Linked DNA regions of Homo sapiens: region 2 is linked to region 1. Evidence: chromatin loops called from intact Hi-C (ENCODE). Cell type or tissue: breast epithelium. All regions are shown on one strand. Region 1 overlaps EPHA6 (EPH receptor A6). Region 2 holds the start of LOC101929278 (a long non-coding RNA gene).

Region 1 (8,000 bases):
AATGCTCCTGACAAAAAGGAACAAAATCTGTTTGAAATGGAAGTAATTTAATTATTTATAGAATTTAAGAGTAATTTATTATTGTTATACTTTGCAGGTTTTGCTTTTTCTAGAAGTGTAATTTACTTAGTATAAGAGATAATGTGGAGGTGTTAATAAGGTTAAGAACTCTCTACACACAACAACAGTTCTTAAACACCACATGTAAGAGATTTTAATAGAAAACATCAAAAGCCATAATTATGCCACATTGCCCCTGCAATATATATATATATATATATATATATATATATATATATATATATATATATATATATATATATATATAAATCTCAGATGCTACAAAAACTAAAGTAAATTATTTCTACAGTTATATAAGTTTATGTATTAATTTTTTTTTCTAAAATCCTAACTAAGTTTTAAGCACCCATTTGAAATGCAGGCTTATGGGGCAACCACTGGCCTGCAAATTTGAGTACCAGGGTTAGACATCTCACAAATTCCCCCTGGTTTACTTATCTCATTATAAAAGAATTGGGTAGGTTAATAATTAACCTCAAGTCTCTTTTAGCAAATCAATGTTGCAATCCACAGTGGCATGCTAATTTGCTTTTTCATTTTTGAATTTTATGTATTTTACTGTTTAAAAAAGAACCTCTGAATTAGAAATGGAAAACAGTATGGCAACTCTTCAAAACATTAAAAATATAATTACCATATTATCTAGTAATTCCACTTCTAGATATATACCCAAAATAATTGAAAGCAGGGACTTGAATGGTTATTTGTGTACCAGTGTTTGTAACACCAATATTAACAGTAGCCAAAAGAAGGAAGCAACCCAAATGTCCATTAAAAGATGAATGGATAAACAAAGGTGGTATACACATACAATTGAAAAATATACATCCTTAAAACAGAAGGAAATTCTTACACATGCTATAACATAGATTATCCTTAAGGACAGGAGGCTAAGTGAACTAAGTCAGTCACGAAAGGAGAAAGGATGTATAATTCCACTTATATGATGTACCTAGAATAGTCAAATTCATAAAGACAGAAAGTAGAATAGTGGTTTGCAACGGCTGGGAGAGGACAAAATGGGGAGCTCCTGTTTAATGGGTATGAAGTATCAGTTTGGGAAGATGGAAAATGTTCTGGAGATAGATAACAGTGATGGCTACATAGTAGTATAAATGTCCTTAATGTTACTGAAGTGTATGCTTAAAAATAATTTAAACGGTACATTTATGTTGTTTATATTTTACCATGAAAAAAAGAGTTCTGAATTAGTGGGAAATTTTTGAGAAAAATTACGAGGACACAGAGAAAGCCAGAAGGGAGTCTAATTTTAGCAATTATTTTTTAAGGGGATTTTATGCTAATATGGTAGAACCTGTTAGTGTTACCCAAACCAATTTTTTGGAGTTTTAGTTTTTTTTTTTTTTTACATTTGACATAAACAGTAATTTTCTCCTCATTCTGTTATAAGTATTTCAGGAGACATCAAGAAAGCAGGGCAAATTTGAGGTATAGATAAAAATAAGGCAGACAAGTATTCTTTATGTAACACAGTTCCTTAGAATTATGTCACAGCTAGCAAAATTTCAAGGAAAAAAATCTAATCTTCATGATTAGAGTCATGTTTTAAAAGAGTATGCAAAACAGTTACAATATAAAAACATAATTTATTTCTATGCAACTCTGGAGACTTGAATTTAAATGAATATTAATTACCATAGTAACTGTAATTATTCGCCCTCAGCAAAATCAAAGGGAACAATTTCTAAAATAAAAAAGTCCTATTTAAATAATGTGTGATTTATTTTAGAATATGTTTGGAATTTACTTTTAAAAGTACATTTTTAAAACTTACTGATTTCTTAAAATTTAGAAAATTATTTTTTGGCAATAACTTGAAGAGATTAGTGAAGCACAAATTGAAGACTTAAACTTGAGGTGTCTAGGCCTTTTAAAACTATTGTAAGCAACTTTTCCATTCTAAAAACATACCTTCTCTCAGGTTGATTTAGGCTTTAAACAGAAGAGTCAAGATGTTTAAGTTCCAAAAGACTCTGCTGAATCCAAAGGAATAGGAGAATTGCATGTTAACAAAACACATTATCAATAACTTAGTAACTAGACCTGCTCTACTTGATATACAGAATGCAATCACGGAAAATGAAAGATGTAGATATATTCACCCTATAATGATTCAAAAGGCAAATGAATATCTCTTAAATTTTGTGTAAGAAGCTATTATCATAATCATATTCATTTAGAACTTCTACAGTACGATGTTGATTTTACTTAGATACATTTTTAAAGACTTTTAAAAAAAATTGGAATAAAGAGGTTTCAAAGAGATTAAAGCAGTAGATGAGCCTCGAGTTCTATAATATTCTATTTTATTTCTTCCAAATACTACCCTACAGACATCATTAGCAAAATGTTTAAAATATTATGACAGGAAAAATCATAAAGACTTTTTTTTTTTTGAGATGGGAGTCTCACTCTGTTGCCAGGCTGGAGTGCTATGGCGTGATCTCGGCTCACTGCACCCTCTGACTCCCTGGTTCAGGGGATTCTCCTACCTCAGCCTCCTGAGTAGCTGGCACACGCCACCACACCCAGCTAATTTTTGTATTTTTGTATTTTTAGTAGAGACGGAGTTTCACCATGTTGGCCAGGATGGTCTCGATCTCCTGACCTCGTGATCCACCTGCCTCGGCCTCCTAAAGTGCTGGGATTACAGGCGTCAGCCACCGTGCCCAGCCAGGACATTTTTATAGATTACAATTTTTTACTCATCTATTTGCGGTAAATGGACAAAAGCTCCATCTTTGTGATTTTCATGTAAACAATTCCTGACTGAATTTAAATGAAAGGTAACTTTAGGTTTGTTTCCTTGGTTAATTTTTTTCAGTTAGAACTAGTCTGTTTTGATCATCCCTAGGTTAAGGGGTTTGCTTTGGTTTTCAACAACTTTGCTTTGCAAGATGAAAAAGAATCTTACCCTTTGGGAGGAGTAAGATTCAGCCACTCAGTGGAGTAAAACTCTTAACTGCTACAATTCGGATTAAAAATTCATATTGCACCATCAAAATTTCTCTCTCACAACAGTTAGGGAAATATACTCACAATTAAGCAGACTATCTCTATATCAGCCTGAGAAAATTCTGTACGGTATTGTTGTTTTCGCTTATGTTGAGATACCACATAGATTTAAGGTCTTTCTAACTAAAGAAACCTACACATTGTGATTTATTGATCCTTTGTATTTCCCTCTAAATCTAGATATTCACATTTTTTCTGATTTTTTCGTATTCTGTGCAGTTTTACTTTCTTGTATACTAATAAAAGCAATATGTTGGGTGGAACACTTTAATTAATTAATTACTTCAGCAAATATTTATTCAGCATCTACTGTATATCAGGCAGCATTTGTGGTACTGACCACAATGCCCTAAGTCAATCCAGAAGGCAACGTTTAAAATTTTTCAGCTATGGAAGATTTAAGGTTGTAAAACCGTCTTTTAAAATTACATAATAGATTAGATCATTTCAGTAATTAACAGAAGTCCACTGTGGTCATATATACATGTGTGGAAATGCTACCTCTGAGTAGGTTTATTGTTAATACAGTCACTAATCTTAGACTAAATTAATAGCACATCACCATGGAACACACAATTACTGTTTTTTTTTTTCTCACTTCCCTGTGAAAAGAGGGGAAAGAACAAGGATAAGCAATAATCAGACATGATAGTGAGTAAAGCCAAGAAAAAGTGTATGTTTGGAAAACCTTAAAAAAACAAAGCAATTGATTATGATTATGTACTTATGTAGAATATACAAAACCTTGGATTGTAAGTCCAGAAACTTTGGTAAGTGCTACCTCTCGCCCTTGTTTGAAAACGGCATACCCTTAAATTCCTTTATTTCATTGAACTTCTTTTCTGTTCCTATGAAATGAAAGTAAGAAGAGCTGCATTTACTAAGCACTTACCACATGCCAGGAACTATTCTCAGCGCTTTACACGTATTGATTCATTGAATTCTCACAACACTGCAGGAGGAGATATTACCATCCTCTTATGACAGATGAAGAAATAGTGGTAAATAAATTAGGAACTTGTTCAAAGATATGTAGCTGATAAGGAAGGACTCTGAGATTTGAACTCAGTGTGTCTTACTCCAGGACCCATGTTCTTAAGCTGTCAGCGATTTTGTGAGGATACACATAAGATAAAAATAAAATAGCTTTGAAATCTATTGTGTTACATACACTACAGTAATACAGTATTATATTAATGTGTTAACGATTAATACTTTTTCCTTTTTTTATGTGAACCCATTTTTAAAGTAAATAGAGAATAAAGTAGCCCCCTACATCAGCTAAAACCAGGTCACATGCTCAACCCCGGCCTATTCTGCAGCCGTATTGGAGAGAAGCAAGGAGAGCAAGGTCCCAGTATCAATTTCCCTGGCTCACCTCCTGCGTGTTATTTCTGGCTGGTCGTGTCCCTGGGTGGCCGGTGACGGCTTCTTTCGAGGCAGCTTCTCTCTCTCACTCTTCTTTTGGTTTTTTGCCTAACTGCTTACTCCCTTCTCCTAAGTCCGAAGATGGTAACAGTTGTGTTGGGGGGTTGTTTTTATTTATTTTTTTTTTGTAGTTTTCTGTTTCTAGCTTGGAATAAGCCCTGTGGTTCCCCTACAACTTGCTCACACCTTCGTAACCTGCCCCTTTTATAAACTCTTCCTAAATTATCCCAATTTGAATATACTATTTCATATTTGTAACCCAATTGGTATGGTATACTTCCTCTTAGGAAGCATTTTGGGGAGTTTCAGGTTATATTACCAGGTTAATACAACTAGCCAGAATATCTATATTAAATAAAAAGAATAACAAACTATTCCAGTGAAAAGTTGGTCTCTACTTAAGACATATTGTCCTAAAAAAAGTCAATACATTTAAAATATAGAAGGCCAAAAATTAAAAGTAATATAGTCTGTATAACCACAAGCTGACTTCTTCTATCTTCCTTCCTTATGTAACATAACACTACTTTCATGCTTCTTAAATAATTCATTTGTACTTTCACAAGTTCAAGGTGCTGACTTCAAAGCTCAAAATTTACATGTTCTTTATTTGACAACATTACTGTATGTTGATAAACACTGAACCCATCTGGAATATTGCAAGCCTTTCCCTAATAATATTATAAAGAATTGAATGCCAGAAACTATCTTTTGTTCTGAGACAAATGTCAGTTAATCTTAACAGGAAAACCTTTTAATTTCTATGGTCTTAGTTGTGTTTTATTATTTGAGAAAAGAAAATATGCTAGTCTACACAGACATTAAAATGAGAGACTATGTCATTTCTTTTTCTCTTAAAAGGTATTATGTGAATAATTTTGAAACATATTTAGTTATTTATAAATATGATAAAGAAGTCAACAATACTTCATCGTGTATAAATTTATGGAATTTGAAAATATAAATGCTTATGCAAAAATAAATATAGCATTTTGTTTTCATGAACCATATTGCATAACTATTGATTTTCCTTATTAAAATACAAAATAGGTCAACCTATCTATCATAACAACCATATATATGAGTCAAAGCTAATAAAATATATTTATGGTACTTATATTTGCTACACTTATTTATCGAAGAATTTAACCTGTTTCAATGATGATATATCTTCAGAATGAATGAATTAATGAAATAACATTTAAAAGCCTTTTTGAAATTCCAAATTCACCCATTACCCTCTTTAAGAATCTCTAGACAGGCATGTAGGTAAGCATTTATTACTTCATTTATCCATTTATTATTTGTACATATAGGTATTAGGTGCTTATTATATGCCACGCACAGTCCCAGGTGCTTGTGACAATGATCACCACTATGCCCAAGTGTTGGAAACATAAGATAAAAAAGTATATAATGAATAAATAAAGTATTTACTCCTTGTGATTACTATTATAAGGAAAATAACCTGGTTGCTATGACATATAGGTTGACCTGTTTTGTATGCAAAGGTTAAAGAAAAAAGATCTGATATCTAAGTTTATTTCTGAAGAATGAGAATAAACCGGCCATATGAACAGCATTCCAAAAACGAGAAGAAACATGTGCAATGTCCCTGAGCTGGGAAAAGAGTTTTCCATGTCTTAACAGAGTACACTTGTAGTCAGACTACAGTGAATGATGGAACAAAGTGTCATGATATAACAATGAAATTTTGGGCTCCTGGAGGCCAGAACATGCAAGTAATAGATTTGGATTATATTTTAAGTTCTTTTTGGAAGACACTGAAAGTTTCAAATGGGAAGTTACATTAACTCTTTGGAGATGAGTCTAGCAGCTATATTAAGGGGTCAAGTGTGAAAGGACCAGTTACAAGTTCAGTCAAGATGGAAAGGTGGCTTGGACTGGAGTGGTGGCAGTGGACATATAGAAAAGTGGGTGGAGGCAGATGTATTTTGTTAGTAGACCTGACAGGATTTGTTGACAATGGCTTGAATATGTAGGGTTAAATAAAATGTAGGAGTCCTAGTTAATTCCAAATTTTCGACTTTAGCAACTGGGTAAATGGTTGTTCCAGATACTGGCGTGGGGAAAGCTGTGGGAGCCTCAGGGATGACTGGTTTGGTATGAGCTTCTTGCCTTTAACCTGAAATTGCTCTCATCTTGTTTTCCATTCCTTGCTCACGGGACTTCCCTTCTCTTATGTGATCCCTGAGTTTCACTGATTGATACAATGAAACAATTCATGGATGTAATATAATTTATCTGGCTTCTTTATAACATTTATATACTGATAATCAATATATGTCCTTCCTATATTTTGTATGTGGTAAATAATATCTAGACTTATAGCTCCAGTTATTTACCAAATTTAGGAGTATACTACTTTTATTATCAGCCTGCTAATATATAACAGCAATCTACCAGATACAAAAAAATCAAAGTTTTCAATCTTTTATTCTTTCCATAAAGATGGTAGCTTTTAAAAAGCAGAATTCTTATATAACATTTTAGTCCCTACAGAATAAGAAAAAACTTTTTTATTGATTTGGAATTTAAAGAAAAGCATTAATGTGATTGATCTACCTCTGCCCTACAATCTCCACCCTCTCTTCACGTTTTTAGCCATGCAGCATTTACAACTCGTATGGTAGCAAAATCAACTCAAATTGAGGTTTGGGTTTATAATTTACTACTTGTGATAACTGAATGGTTCACAAACAGAGACATTACTGCTTCCATTAATGGAGATGATTTGATTCTTCCAAGAGTAACTCATTTTCCTGAAAATTAGCACAAGAAGAAATAATAATTGCTTCTTCATTCATTCATTCATCTAGCATATAAGCATACTTACTATATGCCAACTGTAGAAATATAAATATAAATAAGGAAAGTCCTTGACCACAAAAAATTCTTGTATAACATGGAAAAAGTATGGCTCAACATGTTTGTGTGCTACTTTTTTCCCCACCTATAAATAGCACTACTATATTATGGAGATATCCAGCAAGTTAGCTGTGCTTTATAATATACACACCATGTCAGGTCAAAGTATATATGAGAGTGAATTTCAGGGTTCCTGTTAGACAATATTCATTAAATGTCAAATAATAACAGTATTAGATTAAAAACTATTGAATCTAAAGGAAAAGAGGAAAACATGTAGTGGCTATAATATATTTAAGGTTTTTTATTTTATTCTATTTTATTGGCTTTAACATGACATGCCCAATTTCATACAGGATGACAAATGAACATTTTCTAGCACCTAATCTGTGCTAAGCTTTGTACTATGTGAATTATAAGTGTTATTTGACTTATATCTTTAAAACAATATTATAGGGCTGCAATTATTATAATCACCATTTTTTCAAAGGAGAATCTAAAGTTCAAAGAGGTGGGAATAAGATTAAGAGTTTTTGCAGGATGATGTAGCTAATGAGAGGTAGAGC
Region 2 (8,000 bases), 50 kb after region 1:
GTGAAAATATTATGTATACGTATATATAAATTAAAAATGACAGAGAAGTACATAAAAAGATAAGGATGAAACAGTAATTCAATTTCCTCAGCAATCTGGAAATCTACATATACTATCAAGTTTTGCATTTGTAAGAAAAGAGAAAAAATATAAAGCTATTTTTAAATGATTATTTTCTTCTAAAAAATGTCCACTTTCTGTTAAAGAAACTGTACTGTTTGGAGGAAAGAAAATAATACAATGTGGGATATACTTGGGGAGTCCAGAGGTTATGTTATCTGCAATGGTAAATTATCAGAGATCACAATGTCCCTTTTAAGCATTTGGGCTAATACCCACCAAGAATCAGTGTAGCTTGGGATTATTAGTATTTTTCTTTTCTTTGCTTTTCTTTTTTTTAAGAAAATGCCTTCTGGGGAGTAACAAGGACATAAATTCAAAATTCCTCTAAATTTCTGTTGTAGTTTGGTGAAAATCAAAGAAACAAAACTCACAGACACCACTTTTAAAAAATGTAGCATTGCCATGAATTCAAAGTGCAGTCAGCCTTCAAAAAACTACTCTTCCAGCAAAGAAAAATGTAAATATAATGTTCCTACTTTTGAAAGCCTGTAAACCAAAAAGTGACTGAAGCAGGTCTCAACTGATAGAGGTTTATTTTGCCAAGGTTGAGGATGCGCCTGAGGAAAAAAGTACAGCCATTGGAGCATCTGTGACCTGAGTTTTTTCCAAAGGGGGTTTTGGGAACTTAAGTATTTACAGGGGAAAGAGCAAGCAGGAGGGAGAAAAGGGGAAGGAGGGTAGGAAGTGAGGCAGATCGTTACATTCGTGTGAGGCTCTGATTAGCCCCAATGAATCTACATTTTATGTGTGAAAACAGGGAGTAAAGGAAAAAGTCAATTTTACATTGCCTTGGTTAGTAAATCTACATTTTACATAAGATAAACTAAGCCTTTGAAAAGTGAGTGCAATGGAAATGAGGCTATGATACAAGGTTGTGAAATTACAGTTCTCTGTCTGGGAACTAAAGGAAAGCAGTTTTTGCATGGCTCAGTTCCCAAGCTTTACTTTCCCTTTGGCACGGTGAGTTTGGGGTCCTGAGATTATATTTTCTTTCACAAGCCAAAAGTACAAGGCAGGCACCTAATTTACTATCCCCAAATGATGAAGGACTAAATACCTAAATACCTAAAGATAAATCTTACTAGTTTTTAAATATAAATTTCAAGATAAGAGCTGCAACTAGATTATGTTATCTAACCCTTAGCAAGTTTTTCCTTGATAACTGGCCTTACCAAAGAGTTGACCGAGTCATATTCCCTGGAGACAAATGCAAGATTTGTTCATTTCAGATGCAATTAAAAATGCTACCATATTTGTGTCTATTCCTTAAACAATCATTATTTGGGGCTACAAGTACAAACATACTTACCAAATCATACATTTACTTTTTTGCTTCTGATACTTCTGATACTCTACTGCTACTCCCTTCAATCTGAAAATCTTAATAAGAAAATCTATATAAAATAATGGTCTGATATAGGGTTGAGTTTTGAAATAGGAAAATTAAATTGAGAAAGGCCATTTCCCAATAATTTTTTATATAGATTTGTATTACTTAATATATTCAAATAAATATCTTAATAAAGGCATGGCTAAACACTGAGGCATTCCCCTGCTTCAACCAATTCTCCCAACTCTGATATTTGGCTCATCTTTTCTAATTGTTAATCAGTACACCTCTTTAGAAAGGAATTTCTTTTAGAAAATGCCTTACTTTCTTAATTTAGATAGGTACTTAACACCCTCAAGAAATGCATCAAACCTTTAAAATTTAGAGAAAAAATAATTACTACAAAAGTGCTCTGATACTTAAACTATTACAACGAAACTGTTTTAGTTTATTCCCGCATAGTAACCGATGTATAGTAAGCTGCTTCATTTCCCGGCTCTGCTATTATTATCCTCATTCCTCAAGGGTAGACTTAAGTGTCTTAGATTCTCAAATGAAAGGGAAAAAAACCTAAGTCTGTATTCTGCTTCAAATAACTAGAAATAATTATGAGGCTTCTTTGACCAGATATAATTTTTGCCTTGGAGAGTAAAGCAAAGCCCCTTGCAACAGCCATTATTAATGACACTGATATAATTACTATTTGAAAAAAGGAAATCTGCCCAGAAAAATCAATTGTAAACCACCAAATGTTCCTTGGACTTTTCAGAGAGATTCTATGCCTATTGTCCCTCATGACCTCTCCATTAAGAGACTGGTTGGCTATATTCCTAATGGTTGCCTTCAATTATTTAGAGAGGACTTCTAAGCTTTTGTATTTCATATTAAAATGGCCTGGAGAGCATTTTCTGATTGACTTACTTGCAGAACAGAAGGGTCACTCTGGGGAAAACAGAGTAACCTAGGTGGCTTTGCTCGAAAAAGGTAACTCAGAGTCCTCTTCCATTAGGGCAGTTTATCATGCAAACATTGATTCTCATACAATGAAGCAAACAGTGTATGATGACTTTGCTTTCACTGAAAAATTACAGAAAAAAAAAGAATAGTTGAAAGAGTCATTAGGAGTAGTTATCTGTAATCTAAAGCGAGCTTGATTTGTGCATCTGCATTTATCACCTCTTTTGTTTTTAACTTGCCACATTCTACTTCTCTTAACATTATTCTCAACATTAGTGGATGAGCGTCCTCTTATAATCATGCAATATTAATTAGTCTCCAGTTGTAAGAGATGTATTGGTTTGTAATTCTGTCTTATCTATTCATTGGACACCTTGAAGCTGGTAAAATTTTCTAAAAGATATAGTTGAAGGCAAAATTAGAAATGAAGACAGACTTTATAAAATGGCAGAGAATATCCCAGGCAAGATACATGTTGAGATGAGGGTATGAATTTGTGAAAGGACAAAACAAACTCAAACTGGTCCTGTGTAATGGTCAAAAACTTGACCATATATATCCTTTGATTTAAAAATACTACCAGTTTTTTACAGTCTGTATCAGAAGAGCTTGTTAAAGCACTTGTCTTTGAATTCAGGCATCTGTTTGAAGCAGATCACAAAATGGACATTTCAAATCACAATTCATGAACCGTGTCTGATTTCTATTCCTTTGATAAATTAAATGATCAGTAACAAAATATCTGTAACACATTAAGCTCCCTGAAAAAATTACTCCAGTGAATTAAAACTCAACAATATGCCTGCATTCTGCATTCAGAAACATTGGTTGAATTTGTTTGTTGATTTAGTCAATCGTCTTTTAAAAAGCACTTGAATTTTTTTTTACTTGAGTTTTGCTTCAGAAAAAAATCTAATTTTGTAATTATGGAGTTATATTGTTTGTTGTCAAAATAAATGTTTCTCCATTTCGCCTAATTGTCAGAATTTTTTGGACCAATTTTTAGCCCAAGTATTATAATCTGTGGCATATAAAAATCTAAAACACCTACTTGTTTTTATTATTACAAATCTACACTTCACCTTGTACTAATATTTTGTTTTAATATAGAAAAAAAGTAGAAAGAATAAAAGGAAAGAAAGAGAAGAAACCAAAATGAGTTAAATACCCCTATGTTCCAGCTCCTGAGCTACATATTTTTGTGTCAACCTGACAGCAGATCCAGAATTATTTCCTTCACACCATGCTGTTTCCTAAAAATTAAATCCAAGACTTTTTGGCAATCTAAAGTTATATTAGAATTTAGAGTTAAATGAAATGCTATGATAAAAATCCTTTGTGGATAAAATTTTAAATAATTAAAGAGATGAAACATTTTCATTTTTGGATTAGGCACTAACCTAAGATGGAGAGGTATTTAATATTAATAACTGTGACAAAATGAGAAGATAAGAAGATTCTAGGTAAAGGGAACATAAGTGTGAAAGTCCAAGGTAAGGAACTTGGCAAGTTGAAGGAAGAGACAGTGTTCTGTGGCTTGAATATAGTAAGGAAGGAGAGATGAGCCTGAAACAGTGAGCAGAGGAAAGCAAAGTACACCATTTCTCTCCTCTTTCCCACATTTAACAAATATTTATTGCACACCTACATGTGTAATGTTTAGCACTACAGATTCACATTAGGAATGATATTAAAATTTTTAAACAGTATCATATTTGTTTAAATATGCTTAAGATATAATTAACTCATTGAAAATTTATTTTCTTTCATGATTATGAGTATCTTTATATCTTTCATCAATATCATTTTAACTTTCAGTTATTTTTCCCCAATCCATCATTCAGGAAACTAATCTAGAAAAATTGAGTATTTTATACCTCTCATTCTCTTCTTTCCCTTTTTTAAAGGCTCAGATCAAGGTAAGGCATTTACAAATGTCTTTAACATATTTATAATCATAAAATAATACATTTGATTCATAAGTTTTATTTCTCAAAATATTAGTTTGGAATGAATCCAAAACAAAATATAACACCATTTCAAAAGTTAAAATATTCCAGTCAGCATATGTCCTTGATGAAATGTATTTCTTAAAACAATTATACTCCTGATATGTCTTTCATTTCATTTAAACATATATGTCATTTGCTAAGTAAATATTTTTCAGGGACAAAAGAGAATTGCAAGTGACTGTACACCTTTCTCTGACCATGTTTGTCTCTCCATGTTGGGTTCTAAGTCCTGTTGGGAATATATCTGATGTATCTTTGGCCTCCCTGGAGAAAAGCGCTTTTCCTGACACACTGTAATCATTCAATAAAAATTAGGGAATAAATGATTGTATGAATGAACGATTTCTTACTCCTGAACTCCTACTTTTTCTTTTTTTAATGGAAAAAAAAGTGCTATGTCCAATAGCCTAACTAGAAAGTGACTTATTGGCTTTTATAATAATGCCAGAGTAGGCATTTTGCAAGGCTCTTTCTTTACAAAGTAGGTAGGTATGTGTAAAGCATACTCTTGATGGTAATTTTGTTTTTACAAAACTTAAGGGAGAATTTCAAGGACTTGCCTTCTCTTGTCCAAAAAAAAAATCTGAGCTTGGAGGGGAAAGATGGCTGTCAGTCTGGTGTAGTGAGTTTTCTCTGAGAGCAAATTTCAAAGTGCTCTGAGAACACTATTGTCAGGATCAGAGTCTTGGGCCACTGGCTAGGAGGGAGAATTGATTCTGCGACTTTGGTGCTGAGCTAAGGTACTGAAGGAAAACTGAAGTAGTACCATTCTAGCAGCATACACTGATTTCTTATAGACATAGAAGTAAATCCTATCTAGAGAAAAGCTCTCAAAATATAAGACTCAGACACCACAGATTATGATCAGGCAATAATAACACAATCAAAGACTACCAATTACAGAAAAAAACAAAACATGAGTGAATGAGGAGAAACGATCTGCAACAGATTTAGTATCCCAAGGACTTTTGATGCGTTAAAGAATCATACACAAAACAACTATGTTTGAAAAGTTTAAAAAATAATAAATGCAATCAGGAGATTGAGAAAAAGATAAGAAGAATAAGCAGATTGGGGGAAATTAAACTTATAAAATTAAATATATAATTATAAGAAAAAACTCAATAAATAGATACACAGTCATACACTATATATATTAATATTTATCAGTATATACTAATAAATGATACTAATAATTACTAATGAAAAGACATTTAAAAAATCTAACAATACTGGACTTCATTCTAAGAAAAAGAAAACAGAACAGAGAGCATACAATACTTATATGAATAATGGCTGTGAATTTTCTAGAAGGAAGTATAACATGTTCAAAATAGGAAAAATAACACATATCTAGAAACTTTATTACAGCTGCATAGTATAAAGGGGATAGAGAAAGGGGACATTTTAAAAATTAGGCATATAGAAGAAATCACTGACAAAAAAACATGACAACCAGACTTAAAGCAGCTGTCTTACCACAATAGAAAGTAGACAGTTGAAAATAGTACCCTCACATTTTTCAACCCAGAATGATATATGCCAAACTATTTTTTCAAGAATAAGGGTAAAATATTGGTGTTTAGAGATAAACAAAAAGAGGGAGTTTGTCACTCAAAGACCTACCATAAAGAAATGGGCATAAATAAGAAGGAAAATGATTCCAAAACGATAGTATAAGAAGCAAGATGTGAATAAATAAAATAGTAAACATGTACATAAATCTGAAAAAATACATGTATAAAATAGTATCTTTCAAAAGAAATAAATACAAGATAAAATAGCATGCATGAATCAAAGAATAAGTTGTAAAGGAAATTCAAGTACTTCTAATTAAATGATAATGAAAATATTACATAGCATAGAGTGTGGCATCCAGTATATGCAGGTAATAAATGAACGAGTATAATAAATGCCCTTATTGGAAAGTAATGAAGTCAAAAAATTAATGAACTAAGTATCTTACTTAAGAATTTAACAGGGCCAGGCACTGTGGCTCACGCCTGTAATCCCAGCACTTTGGCAAGCCAAGGCGGGCGAATCACCTGAGTTCGGGAGTTTAACACCTGCCTGACCAGTATGGAGAAACCCCGTCTCTACTAAAAATACAAAATTGCGGGGCATGGTGGCATGTACCTGTAATCCCAGCTACTCAGGAGGCTGAGGCAGGAGAATCGCCTGAACCCAGGAGGTGGAAGTTGCGGTGAGCCGAGATCCTGCCATTGCACTCTAGCCTGGGCAACAAGAGCAAAACTCCATCACAAAAAACAAACAAACAAACAAACAAACAAAACAGAAGGGGTCAGGCACGGTGGCTTACGTCTGTAATCCCAGCACTTTGGGAGGCCGAGGTGGGTGGATCACCTGAGGCCAGCAGTTCAAGACCAGCCTGGCCAACATAGTGGAAACCCCTTCTCTACTGAAAATACAAAAATCAGCCTGGTGTGGTGGCAGGCACCTGTAATCCCAGCTACTTGGGAGTCTGAGGCAGGAGAATCGCTTGAACCTGGGAGGCGGAGGTTGCAGTGAGGTGAGATCTTGCCACTACAATCCAGCCTGTGTGACAGAATGAGACTCCCTCTCACACACACACACACACACAAGAATTTAACAGAAGGAATATAAAACAGTAAGTCCAGGGAAAGTAGGAGGAAAGAAATCATTACCACAAGAGCAAAAGTGAGAAAATAAAAAAACAAAGACAAAATAGAGAAAATCAACAAAACCAAAAATTGAAAAAACTGATTGATTACATAAACCTTTAGAAAGATTGATCAAAATTTAGGTTTCTAAATTCAAGAAAGAAGACACTTAGATGACTGAAGTAATTCAAGTTTCTAAAGGCTGAGAAACTGGGAAGCCGCTAGAAATCAACACATGAAATAACCAAAATGAAGACAAGAAACTTCTGTGTACATTAAAGTAAAAAATGGGTTGTATTACCAAAAAAAACCTGATTTTTAGAATACAGAGGAAAAGGAAAGGAAAAGCCTTCTGAAAAATGTCTTTTTTGTTAACTTTACATGCATTTTTCATGGGTCAATTGATCAACACTAAATATTAAGTTTGAGAATCATTTGTTTATTTGTGTATTCATTCACTGCATGTGATAGATCTATGTGCCAATCTGGGTATTATAAACATCCATAAATCTCTCATATATCATACTTCAAGTTATAATAATGTCACTCGTTCTCTGTGAACCCTTTGATACATCATTCCATTCAATAAACTGTTTATCCTTTGATTCTTAAAAAAAAAAAGATAAAAATTGACCAAAATAAAAGAAACAAGAAACTAAAAACTGGGAAGAAAAATGAAGATATAGTAACAAATATTATAGAGATTGGAAATATAATGAATTTTCCAAGATCAAATTTATGTAAATTACATGTGAAAACTTACACAAACTAGAAAAAACTTCATACATATATTATTTACTAAATATGACTAAAAAGGAAATAGAAAACTTGCATAATTACTTCACTACTAAATAATTGGAATCAGTGGATAAAAACTGTTCCCAACACTAAGAGCATCTGGCTTAGATGGTTTTTAAGTCATTTTTTTCCCCCATC

Evidence for each region. Peaks named below come from ENCODE experiments on the same cell type or tissue, not always from the same donor. Only the 100,000 strongest peaks of a DNase experiment are listed, where the experiment ranks them.
Region 2: it touches region 1 in a loop (20-fold over the local background); 2 of 110 quality-filtered maps call a loop at or near these places.

Annotation. Positions count from the first base shown.
Region 1 is chr3:97,362,911-97,370,910 of GRCh38, forward strand. The region is part of intron 5 of EPHA6 (EPH receptor A6); the gene reads left to right. It overlaps LOC101929278 (a long non-coding RNA gene), which reads right to left. Exons shown (of 7, transcript XR_924240.3): 5 at 2,014-2,078. Among named protein-coding and RNA genes, the nearest start is that of ARL6, 400 kb to the right of the region's middle. In breast epithelium, no CTCF peak of the experiment used is centred here; no DNase peak of the experiment used is centred here.
Region 2 is chr3:97,412,620-97,420,619 of GRCh38, forward strand. All of the region lies in intron 6 of EPHA6 (EPH receptor A6), which reads left to right. LOC101929278 (a long non-coding RNA gene) reads right to left here and starts at 2,464. Exons shown (of 7, transcript XR_924240.3): 1 at 2,375-2,464; 2 at 1,433-1,503. In breast epithelium, no CTCF peak of the experiment used is centred here; no DNase peak of the experiment used is centred here.